Regions from separate parts of the Mus musculus genome. Here region 2 is linked to region 1. The links are chromatin contacts, found by Hi-C or POLR2A ChIA-PET in ENCODE. All regions are on one chromosome and are shown on one strand. The core of a region is the stretch at or near the end of the contact, and the rest is flanking DNA. Distances in the headings are between cores, read along the strand shown.

Evidence for each region. Hi-C counts contacts between places; a loop is a spot of excess contacts on that map. ChIA-PET counts read pairs that join two places held with the same protein, here RNA polymerase II (POLR2A).
Region 2: a loop to region 1 is called in a map of regulatory T cell, with 2.1 times the contacts of the local background. The contact joins two enhancer-like sites. A Hi-C loop is called at or near these places in 1 of 37 maps with a recorded cell type or tissue (regulatory T cell). POLR2A ChIA-PET finds 5 or more read pairs at or near these places in 1 of 5 experiments (embryonic stem cell).

Annotation. Positions count from the first base shown.
Region 1 is chr11:6,047,965-6,053,386 of GRCm38, forward strand. All of the region lies in intron 1 of Camk2b (calcium/calmodulin-dependent protein kinase II, beta), which reads right to left. Among named protein-coding and RNA genes, the nearest start is that of Camk2b, 15 kb to the right of the region's middle. Within about 2 kb of position 2,302, at least 1 of the 3 ENCODE cell types and tissues checked has a DNase peak (open chromatin) inside an H3K27ac peak, as active enhancers do.
Region 2 is chr11:6,150,720-6,156,472 of GRCm38, forward strand. The region is part of intron 2 of Nudcd3 (NudC domain containing 3); the gene reads right to left. Among named protein-coding and RNA genes, the nearest start is that of Nudcd3, 47 kb to the right of the region's middle. Within about 2 kb of position 3,839, at least 1 of the 3 ENCODE cell types and tissues checked has a DNase peak (open chromatin) inside an H3K27ac peak, as active enhancers do.

The DNA of each region.
Region 1 (5,422 bases), core at 1,052-3,551:
TGTGTGTTGTGGTTAGACTGTAGGATACCCTCTTAGGTTTGTGAGTGTTGTGGTTAGAGTGTGGAATACCGTCCTAGACTTGTGTGTGTTGTGGTTAGACTGTAGGATACCCTCTTAGGTTTGTGTGTGTTGTAGTTAGAGTGTGGAATACCGTCCTAGACTTGTGTGTGTTGTGGTTAGACTGTAGGATACCCTCTTAGGTTTGTGTGTGTTGTAGTTAGAGTGTGGAATACCGTCCTAGACTTGTGTGTGTTGTGGTTAGAGTGTAGGATACCCTCATAGGCTTGTGTGTGTTGTGGTTAGAGTGGGATATCCTCGCAGGCTTGTGTGTTGGACCACTTGGTCCCCAAGTAGTGGCTTTATGAGCTGGCAGTGCGACTTCAGGGCATGGGACTTGCAGTGGTTTGCTCTGTTTCCTGACTGTGGATGCGATGTGACCAGCTGCCTCCGCTCCTGCTGGCCTGCCTTCCCGGCACAGTAAGCTTTTTTCTTAAACTGGGAACCAAAATAAACGCTTCCTTCCGTAAGTTTCTTGTCAGTGTGTGGACACCGCAGAGAGAAAAGTTAGTAAGACAGGGGTGGAGAAGGGACAGATGGGAGCCCCGTGCCTGTAAGCATAAAACTACTCTAAAATGAGGCTCATTTAATAAAACAAAGCAAAGCACCAACAACAACAACAACAACAACAAAACCCTTTCCATTTTCTTCCCTGGGATGGAAGTGACATTGGGAGAAGCTGGGAAGATTCTGAGTTTGAGGCCAGCCTGGGCTACATAGTAAAAATCCGCCTCCAGATGAAATTATAAAGAAACAATGCCAAGACAGAGAAGGATTTTGAAAACCCAATGCAGAGACGCACCAGACATCAAACCACACTGGTGCACTGGCCACGCAGGGAAACACCCACACTTGAGTGACAAGGGCCCTCAGAGCATCAGGAGAAGATACTTCAGGGTGCTGGGGACACAGTATGACAATATGTGCCTTGCAGTGTCAGCACTTGGGGGAGATCTTGACTATGACCCCCTACCACAAGCATCCTCCTCTGCAGAAGGAGAGTGCAGGCAGGGGAGGTGGCAGCAGGAGGAAGAGGGGAGGGGAGGATCCGGGAGAAAGGGAGAGCAGAAGGGACTGTTGGGACTCAGTGGTGGAATCACACTGGCTGGCTTTCAGCTCTAGGGACAGGCCCCCAGGCTCAGCCACATCTCTGACATTCCTTAACTGCCCACATCAAGAGGCCTTTAGGCACATCCAAGGCTGACCAACCTCCAGGCTTAGTGCTTACAGGCATGCAGCCTGGGCCCTGGTCCCCATCCACAGGAGAGCTGAGACTGAGCCTAGGTCTGAGCCTGGGCCTGAGCCTGAGCCTGAGCCTGAGCCTGAGCCTGAGCCTGAGCCTGAGCCTGGGCCTGGGCCTGGGCCTGAGCCTGAGCCTGGGCCCTAGCCTGGGTGAGATGGCTTATCAGCATGCAGGCTATCAAGAACCTAAAAGACAGAAGCCTGTTCTTGTTTCCTTTCTTTGTTTTACAAACACAACCTTTGTTTGTTTTTTGTACTCTGCCCCTTTATCTATGTATCAGTTGGGGTTCTGGCTCTTTTCTTATTGGCCAATAGGTGCTCTTTATGTGAGGGAAGTCACCTCTTCAGCACCTTCAGCTTTGATGCTATGTGAATCTGCCATGGTCTCAGTGACATAGAAAGTACTTGAGAAAGATGGCTCAGAGCACTGTCCCCAAAACATTAGGGTGGGCACTCTGAGGACAAAACTACATCTTCTCTATGTCCCAAGAGTGCAAATGTGCAGCAGCCTCTACCTGTTAGGGGATACTGGCACTTAATTGTCACAGGGCCTGTGCCTCCCTGAGTCTGACCTTACAGATGGCAGACACACACGCACGCACACACACACACACACACACACACACACACACACACACACACACGCACACAGCTCCTGTCCTCACTAACTGCCCCTGCCCTGCCAGGGCTGCTGGTGATTCTCCACATCCTTAGGCTCCGCGGTGCTTACCTTCAGGACTCTCCAGTTGTAACCCCTTTGTTGGGATGCCTGGGAGCCAGACAAGGTCACCCCATTTTTTAAGAGAGGACGAAGGTGAGAGGGAGACTACAATGAAAAGGTTGGGAGGGGCCCCAGGCATGGCCCCTGTGTGTGGAAAACACAGGTGACCACCGGCACCCAGACTGTCTACACTATGCCTCCAGAAGGCACTTTGCCTAGCAACAGGCCTGACCATGCAGCGCTGGTCCAATCTCTCAACACCCCCTGCTGTGAATCCGGGGACTGATTGGGCATCTCTCCCCAGGCATCTGTCCATGCTGGTCTGTCCTTGTTGTCTGCCAGGCTGGGCAGGGCCAGAAAGGTGCAGCAGGCACAGAGGGCACTGGACTATTGATGGTTCTCTGCAGAGGGCAGCTTGTGTCCTCTGCCCAGAACTCTGTCTGCTTTGCATGCCAGGCACTCACTACAACCACAAAGTCCTCAAAGTGCTATCTTAACACCAGGTGCCATCCCAAAGAGCAGGCAGGTACCATAGCAACTCAGAAAGAAAGGTCTGACTACAACCAGGTGGGGTCTTCTTCTGAGCAGAATGGCTAGCTGAAGGAGGGCTCTTGGGTCGAGGCGCTACTGGCCTGGCAGGGTCAACTTCAAAACCACTGTGCTAAGACAGTCTAAGGATCTGGGAGCTGTGGAGCACCCTCACGGCCTGTCCTGGATGTTTGAGTTCTGGCTCCACCACACAATATATAAAAGGCCCTAAAGGAACACAAGATATCTCCAAATACAGAGGCGCCATCTAACCCCAGGGTAAGAGCATAGACAGGGATGGCGACGCATTGACACATCATACTGTACAGCGACTCCCTGCCTCAGCTTGACAACCTCAGACTCCTGTCTGTGGCCTTATAGCATGCTAGCAGGAAGGGGTCACCTTGGATAGCAGCCTGTGACATTGAGACATCTGTGGGACAGGAGCATGTGAATGTGTGCCAATGAGGAAGAAACTGTCCCAAATCGTGAGTTGACAGAACGTCGGCCCAGCGGTGGCTCCCACAGAAGGCCACTGACAGCCATCAGGCCACCCCTTCAAAGGTATCACTCCAGAGCCGGTCACATCCTCCTGGCAGAGGCTGTTGGTCACTGTGCCCAGGGAAGGGACAGCGGGGAAGTCACCATGCAGAGAGACGAGACAAGAATTGCATCAAACCCCAGAGGGTCTGAAATTACCTTTGAACAGAGTGACAGCCAAGGCCACATTAGCTCATGGAGGACAGGCAAGGAGACATGACATTCCTGGTCTGGAGAGGGTATCTCAAGAACGCTGGACACCAAGCAGTAGCTACACTTAGAACACGCAGCTTCCCAGATCAGAGGCTGCAGCAACTTTATCCTACAAGGCATTTATAGGTTAGAGTTTCTTGGCACTGGGGATCTCTTACACCGCCAGTCAATCTGATTTCACCCATCTTGCTCTGTTCTTAAGGACTCTACACTGCACCCAGATCTGTGTTCACCTCACTTGCCAGGCACCAGCCCATCCTGCAAGGACTCAGCAACAAGTCTCATGTGCAAAAAGTGGGTTTCCATATAAACAACAGAGGGTCTTAGGGACACTCATGGTTTATAGGTTGGAGACTGAAACCCACAGATGCAAGGCAGTCCAAGGCCAAACAGACCAGCAGCTCCTAACTTGTGTCCAGCAGAAGGGCACCTAACATGTCCATAAAAATGTCCTCTACACAGTGACATCCAAATTTGTATAATTCACATGGTGGATGAAACCCAAGAGTCCACTAAAGGATGAACCTAAAGTGTGTCCAGCCAGGCAATGGAATAGATTTAGGAAGGTGGTTCCTACCCACACTCCCACAGGAGTGCCCCTGGCAGACACTGTGTGGATTAGATGGCATGCAGAATAGTTTTGTCTCTACAAAGCCCTCAGGAGAGTGACGCCAGAGGCAGAAGGTAGAAGAGTGGTTGCCGGGATGGTGGATGATGGGGATTGGGCAAACACTGTAAACAGTGATTGTCTACAGCAGTGAAGCATTGCTGATGCCACTCAACTGCATCCGTGAGCGATGGAGATGCTAAGTGTTACATGTATTCTACCACAAGGAAGAAAGTTCCAGTGGTGTATGTGGCTGTGTCTCTGGGGATCTTTAAAAAATAATGAAAGAGCACTGGAGAGGTGGCTCACTGGTTAAGAGCACTGGCTGCTCTTCCAGAGGACCCGGCTTTGATTCCCCTCGCAACCATCTGTAACTCCACTTTTGGGGGATCCAATGTCTTCTTCTGACCCCTATGGGCACTGTACACAAATGGTGCACAGGCACACATGCAGTCAAAACACATACACATAAAATAAAATGAAAATGAAAAAAGAGAAATCCAAGACCTCACATATCGAAAAATTTGCTCTACCATTGAGCTACATTCCCCAGCTCTTAAAGTGTGTGTGTCTAAAAAGAGTCCCTGTGATTCGTGTGACCAATCAAACCTTAACCTCTGGTGAAAATGCTAAAGATTCAAGGGGTGTGGTGTGGGGCAGAAATCTATCATGGTTCCAGGCAGTAAATAGTGAACTAAAAGCCAGTTGCGGGGCTGGGATAAGTTTTGTGCATAGGCCCTTGAAGTGGACACAGCCCTTGCCCCTCCCCAGACCTAGCACCTTGAAGGACATCTTGCCACAGAGATAGAGTCAGAGATCCTCCCAACAAGGTAGGTGTCCATCATGTCTGCCACTGGCAAAGATAAGTTAGATAAAGAGAAAATGAACCTGGGCCTGCAGAGGAATTGAGGGGAGGGAAAGGCATCAATGTCATGGATCTGGGCAGGACTTTTGGGTGAAGGATGCTCTCCCTCAGTTCCTGGGGGCTACTATGATGAGGGTATACATGGGGAAGGGAAAGTAATAGGCCCAGGATGGGTGAGGGTCCTCATCTCTGCTAGGTGAGCCACATTAGTTTCTGGGGACACAATGAGACCCATGAGTCAGGTATATATCCAGCCCCACAGATGGTCTTATGACATCACACTCTCAAGGACCTCCCAGGCATGCATCCATAGGGACTTATCCCTCGTCCTGCCACCCAACCATGGTCCTGAAATGCAGCCAGTGCTCATTGGCTCTGGTCCACATTCCCCTGGTCCTCAGTTGCCTTTCAGGGCAACCACATATGTGTCCTGGGAGGCCCACCACAGAGGACACTGTACTGCTGTTCTGTGGACCAAGCCCCAAGAGAGAAAAGTGCACATGGATGGATTTGCAAGGACACCGAGTGCCAGCTCATGCTGGAGCAGTAAATGGAACAACACTGTGAGAGAGAGAAAACTGGGGAGAAGCCACAGTAGCAACATTTGAGAGCCCGGGGTCTTAGTGGATCCTGAGAAGTAGAGGCGTCA
Region 2 (5,753 bases), core at 2,589-5,088, 100 kb after region 1:
AGGATAGCTTGCTTTCTACCTCTGCTAAAGTCTCTTTGGGGGCAATTTCCTTTGTGACACTCATACATGGTCTCCAGGAAATCACAGTTCTGCTTGTTGTCAGTTCAGAACCAGGCCTGTTAAGTAAACAAAGAGGTTGGTTAAGAAGATCCCTGGCTCATGAGCACTGGGTATGTCTGATGAACTGCTAAGCAGAACTTGTCCTTTACAAATAGGCAAAAAAACAAAAAAACAAAAACAAAATAAAACAAAACAAAAAACCCTCCATCCTGCAGCTGTTTGACTTAATCCTAACCCAACACTAAGCCTCTCTTTCCCCCTAGTAAGTAAATCAAAGCCACAAGGACTGCATTAAAACTGCACATCATTAGTAAGAGGTAAGCAATGCATTTAATGAGATGGCCTTAAAAAAACCTAGTCAACCAAATCCTATTACTTATCTCCATTGCAAAACTAGCACAGGTTGTCTTAGTCAGGGCTTCTATTCCTGCACAAACATCATGACCAAGAAGCAAGTTGGGGAGGAAAGGATTTATTCAGCTTACACTTCCACACTGCTGTTCATCACCAAGGAAGTCAGGACTGGAATTCAAGCAGGTCAGAAAGCAGGAGCTGATGCAGAGGCCATGGAGGGATGTTCTTTACTGGCTTGCTTCCCCTGGCTTGCTCAGCCTGCTCTCTTATAGAACCAAGACTACCAGCCCAGAGATGGCACCATCCACAAGGGGCCTTTCCCCCTTGATCACTAATTGAGAAAATGCCTTACAGTTGGATCTCATGGAGGCATTTCCCCAACTGAAGCTCCTTTCTCTGTGATAACTCCAGCCTGTGTCAAGTTGACATAAAACTAGCTAGTACACAGGTACAAAAGGGCCTAGCCAGGAAGCAGATGTTGAAGATAAAATACAAAATCTGGCATAAAATTTAGCTATGTTCAATCATATAAATGCCTTAAAGATGAGTTTAGACTCACAAGTCACTAAGTGAGTTGAGGATCTAATTCACATATAAAAGCCTTTGTATAGAGAAGGTAGCAGAATATTCTCAAGTAGGTGTGGCTCAGCAGTCATCTTCCATGTCTGCTCACACAGCAGCAGACAGCCTGAGCAGGCAGGGAGTTCCACACACTGTAAAGTATGACTGCTTCTGCCCATTCCAGAAAGCACTAAGTTGCAAGGGCCTACAATTGCTTTGACACAGAAACAAGACCAAGATTGGATAAGGGTGAATAAAGAGGACACTGTTTTCTCACTCAAGTTTTAAGGATGTCTTGGGGCTGGAGACATGGCTCAGTGGTTAAAGAGCACTGGCTGCTTTTCCAGAGGTCCTGGGTTCAATTCCCAGCATCAACATGGCAGCTCACAACTGCTTATAACAACAGTTCCAAGGGATTCAACACCCTCACACAGATATATATATGCAGGCAAACACCAATGCACATAACATAAAAATTTTTAAAATCACTTTTAAAAAAGAATACTGGGGCTGGTGTGATGGCTAAGCGGTTAAGAGCACTGACTGCTCTTCCGAAGGTCCTGAGTTCAAATCCCAGCAACCACATGGTGGCTCACAACCATCCGTAGTGAGATCTGACGCCTTCTTCTGGAGTGTCTGAAGACAGCTACAGTGTGCTTACATATAATAATAAATAAAATCTTAAAAAAAAAAAAGAATTAAAAAAGAATACTTTTACCCATGGTATGTGTACTTTTGTGTCCTATATTTAAGAGACTGGGCCTCCAACATGGCCTGAAATCTGAGGGCTGGATAAGAGAAGGCTGCTGAAGGTAATTTGTGTTCTACCAAATTATATCCTTGAGTCAGTTATAATCAGGTCAATTAAGGTGGGCCCTCACCCACTATGACCATTGATCTTCAAGTGGAAACTTTGAACACACACTTATCTAGGAAAAGGATGTAAAGGCGACAATGAGAACAGGCAGAGATCAGAATGATGGAACAAGAACTGTGGGCCAGAAGGATCCTTCTTCCATATAGCTTCAGGAGTGAGAGCCAGCCCACACCTCATCTCAGGTATCTGTTGTTTAAGCTTTGATGTGACTGCACAAGCAAGATGGCTAAGAAATTCGCTTCCATCAGAGGCAATTTAAAACCTCAGCACTCAATACTGAGAAGATCAGGCAGTGAGCAATCAGCATGGACACAAACTGGGCGAGTACCTGAGGGGAGGCACTGTGCAGCACAGGGAACACAGGCACTGAAAGCCACAGAGGACGCCTGGCCTGATGACTTGACAAAAGACAGCAAGAGAAAGGCACCAAAACAAGGAAAACATAGAACAGTCAAGTATTTCAATTAGACTAGTGGTATGGAAAAACCTTTCAACACAGCAACAACAAAAAACCGAAGAGGTTGAAAGGGATATATAACTTCTATATATGGTATTGCCTCGGTTTTTATGAAGAGGAAATGAGCATACATGCATAAGCAGGTTTGATTTTTGTGGTAAGAGAGGATCTGACCTCTTTGCTTCCTTAGGTAATATCCAAATTCCCTACAATATGCAAACATTTCAGCCAAGAGAATAGCAACTACTTATACAAACACAGACAGGAGTGACAATGTACCTGTGGCCCCGGGGTTCCAGTCCCTAAAGTGCCCTGAAATGGAGTACAAAGAAACAAGTGCAGCCAACGGTGCAGGCCGGCCAGCCACCAATCTTCCACTGGGCCCTCCCATGGGAAACCCATTGGTAGTACAAGGCTCACACTGGTCATGGGCACACATGAATATGGAGTGGTATCTATGAAAATTAAAACAGCAACAACAACAGGGTAACAGTGGCTACCTCTACAGTTGGTAAGTAGGGAGAAAGAGATCCCTCTCCACTGAGAACCCTATCAATATTACCATGTTAAAATAGACAAAACTATGAAGACAAGAGAGAGCTGGTACCATATCGTGGTTCATAGCCACCTGTGACTCCAGTTCTATGGAATCCAACTTGCTCTTCTGACCACTGCAGTACATGGTGCCTTTACAAAGGCAAAACACTAGTGCACATAAAATAAATATTTTTAAAAGAATATGAAAATATACATACCTTCCCACATGAAATTAAAACCAAAATAGCCCTAGCACTTGACTAAGAGATCAGAGACTAAGAACAAAGAAGCCTGTAATAGGAAAAAGGCCTTGGATAGCGGCTCTTACATACATATCGGCTCCTCATGCAAAGATCAGTATGGCATATGAACTCAATTCCTCAGGACAAAGGCTGCAAGTCTCTCTGCCTGACCCCTTACCAGGTTCTCGAGCTCTGCATGCCCATTAGGGGCTATTTATTGCCTGGGACCTGCTAGTCTATCTTTCTACTATGTCCTTCCAGCATAGACCCCCAAGTCCCCTAGCATGGGCCTCTCAGCAGGCAGGAAAATTGCTCCTAAAACAGCCCTAGCAGGTTGCTGGTTGCTTTTTATAGCACTCTGAATCCACATTCTCTTTAAATAAAGTTGATTATTTCCAGCCAACAGTATGTAAAAATGTGTCCTGTCAAGTGCAGGTGGCTCTGAGCCCCACCCAGCAAATCCAAGGCCACCCCTGCAGCTGTGGGCCTGCAGCAGGAGGTGGGGGGTGGGGGGGATGAGCAGCAGAGCTCCAGCATCAGGGTGGGAGTGAGCCAGTGAGTCAGCAAGCAAGTCTCACTGAGCTCCCACTCTGTTCCTGATGAGCACGGGACAAGAAAGCTCTTGACAAAGAGAGAACACAGCCTCCGAATCCTGCTGGGCATTGTGGACCACAAGCTCTAACTCTCCTTGTAGACACAACAGTTTTGACTGCTAAACAGTTCCCACAGGCCTAGGCACCACAAAGTGGGGCAAGCCAGGAAACTAGAACCACCTGCAGTGAATGAGTGTGGCTGGTAATGTCACGAGGAACTATCACTGTCTCAGGGAATAGGAGCAAGCCTGGCCAGGAGCCCAACCTACTTTGTCAGCTTGAAGCCATCTCTTAAACCAAAAGGACCTCTGTCCTTCTGTTTGCCGCTTTCCAATGCTAGGGGCTGAGCTGTCACTGAACTAACCTCAAGCTTCTCCTCCAGTTTGTCTAGAAACAAACAGACAAACAGACAAAGGTTCAGACAAGCTGGGGTTTAGAGCAGCTCGTAGAACATATTCTACTAGTAAGTAAGTAAAGGAGACTAAACCCTTAACCCAGGGGTTTCTGTGCAAGATAGGATCCCAAACTCAATGGGTTATATGCACTGCCCTCATTTCTTTCCCAAGAAAGGATGAATACTGGAGGCATTTGCTACATGATGGGAGGGAGCTGGGGGACTGGCTTCCCAAGGTCACAACAGAGCAGAAGTGGAGCTCGGAGCTGCTAGGCCATCCCTCTCCCTAAGTAGGCAGAGCCATTCTTTGCTCCTCTTGAGATTAATACTGTCCACCCTATAAACAATTACCGTGATCCTGCATAATGTGATCAAAGTTCACTGACCCTATGCTTGGGTGACAATGTCCACCATCCTTGCCAGTCTCAGTCAACCCAGATATGATGAATCAGACCTCACCACACTCCTATGGCTGTACTGTCCATTTGGTCATCAGAAGAGAGAACATGTATGTGCTATGGTCTGAAAAATCTATGTCCTTCCAAACTTCATGTGTCCAGTCACCATGACAGCTTCAGAAAGAGGGGTTTAGAAAGGCTGGTGAAAGGGATGTGATGAGATGACTAATGTCCTTATTAAAAGGCCCTTAAAGGGACCCTTTACTTTTTCACCATGTGAAGACATAGAAAAAATTGTGTGTGAGGAGCATGCACATCAAACACTGAACCTACCAATGACTGGACAGTAAACTTCTAGCATCTGAAACTCAGAAACAGATTCTTGTTATAAACCAACCAGTCTATGGCATTTTGTTATACCAGCCTGAATAGGCTGAGACAAAGTGTATGCACACACACACAATACTTATGTGCATATGTGGGGCACATCTGTGGATGGACATGCCACAGGTATTAAGCAGAAGGTAGCCATTCTCTACAACTTTGTTCCCCACCCCCCTCTCTTTCCTCAACATCTTTCTGAGCTGTGACTTCAGCGAGGTATTAAAGATATTCAGTTAGTTATTAGAGTCCTCATTTCCCATTCTCCTTCTATAAAGGATCCTTCCTTCTCTTGTCAGCTCCTCCCTGGCAGTGCTCAGTTTCAACCTAGGATTTACCTAAGTCCTTCCCAACTGGTGGAGATGCAGTCACTTTTCTTCTGGATTCTTTATTGCTGACCCTTTATAAAACAGCCATGGTTAGAAAAATGGCTCATTCACTGTCCTGTTCTGGAGCTTCACACTCTCGGCCTGCCAGGCTCTAACCCTGCGTTGTGCCCTTCCCTTCTAGAGGACCTGCATTCAATTCCCAGCACCCAAAACTATCCATCACTCTAGGTCCAAAGAATCTGACAACTTCTTTTACCTCCACAGGCATCAGGCATGCCAGTAGCAGACACACTTGCAGGCAAAACGCACACACACATAAAATAAAAACACATTTTACAAAGGAAGAAGAGTCTGTTCTGGGCTCCTTTTCAGATGTTTCAGAAAATGGACTATTCTTAGCAATAGGAATAGTTTAGGTTTGGATAATGTATTTATTAAGTTTACAGCAAGTCCAAGTAAAGGAAAAGTGAAAGAAATGGATAGATAGATAGGTAGGTAGGTAGGTAGACAAAACAGAAAAACACCATCAAATCAGATTCTCAAACACTCAGCAGAAATTAGCTGGGAACT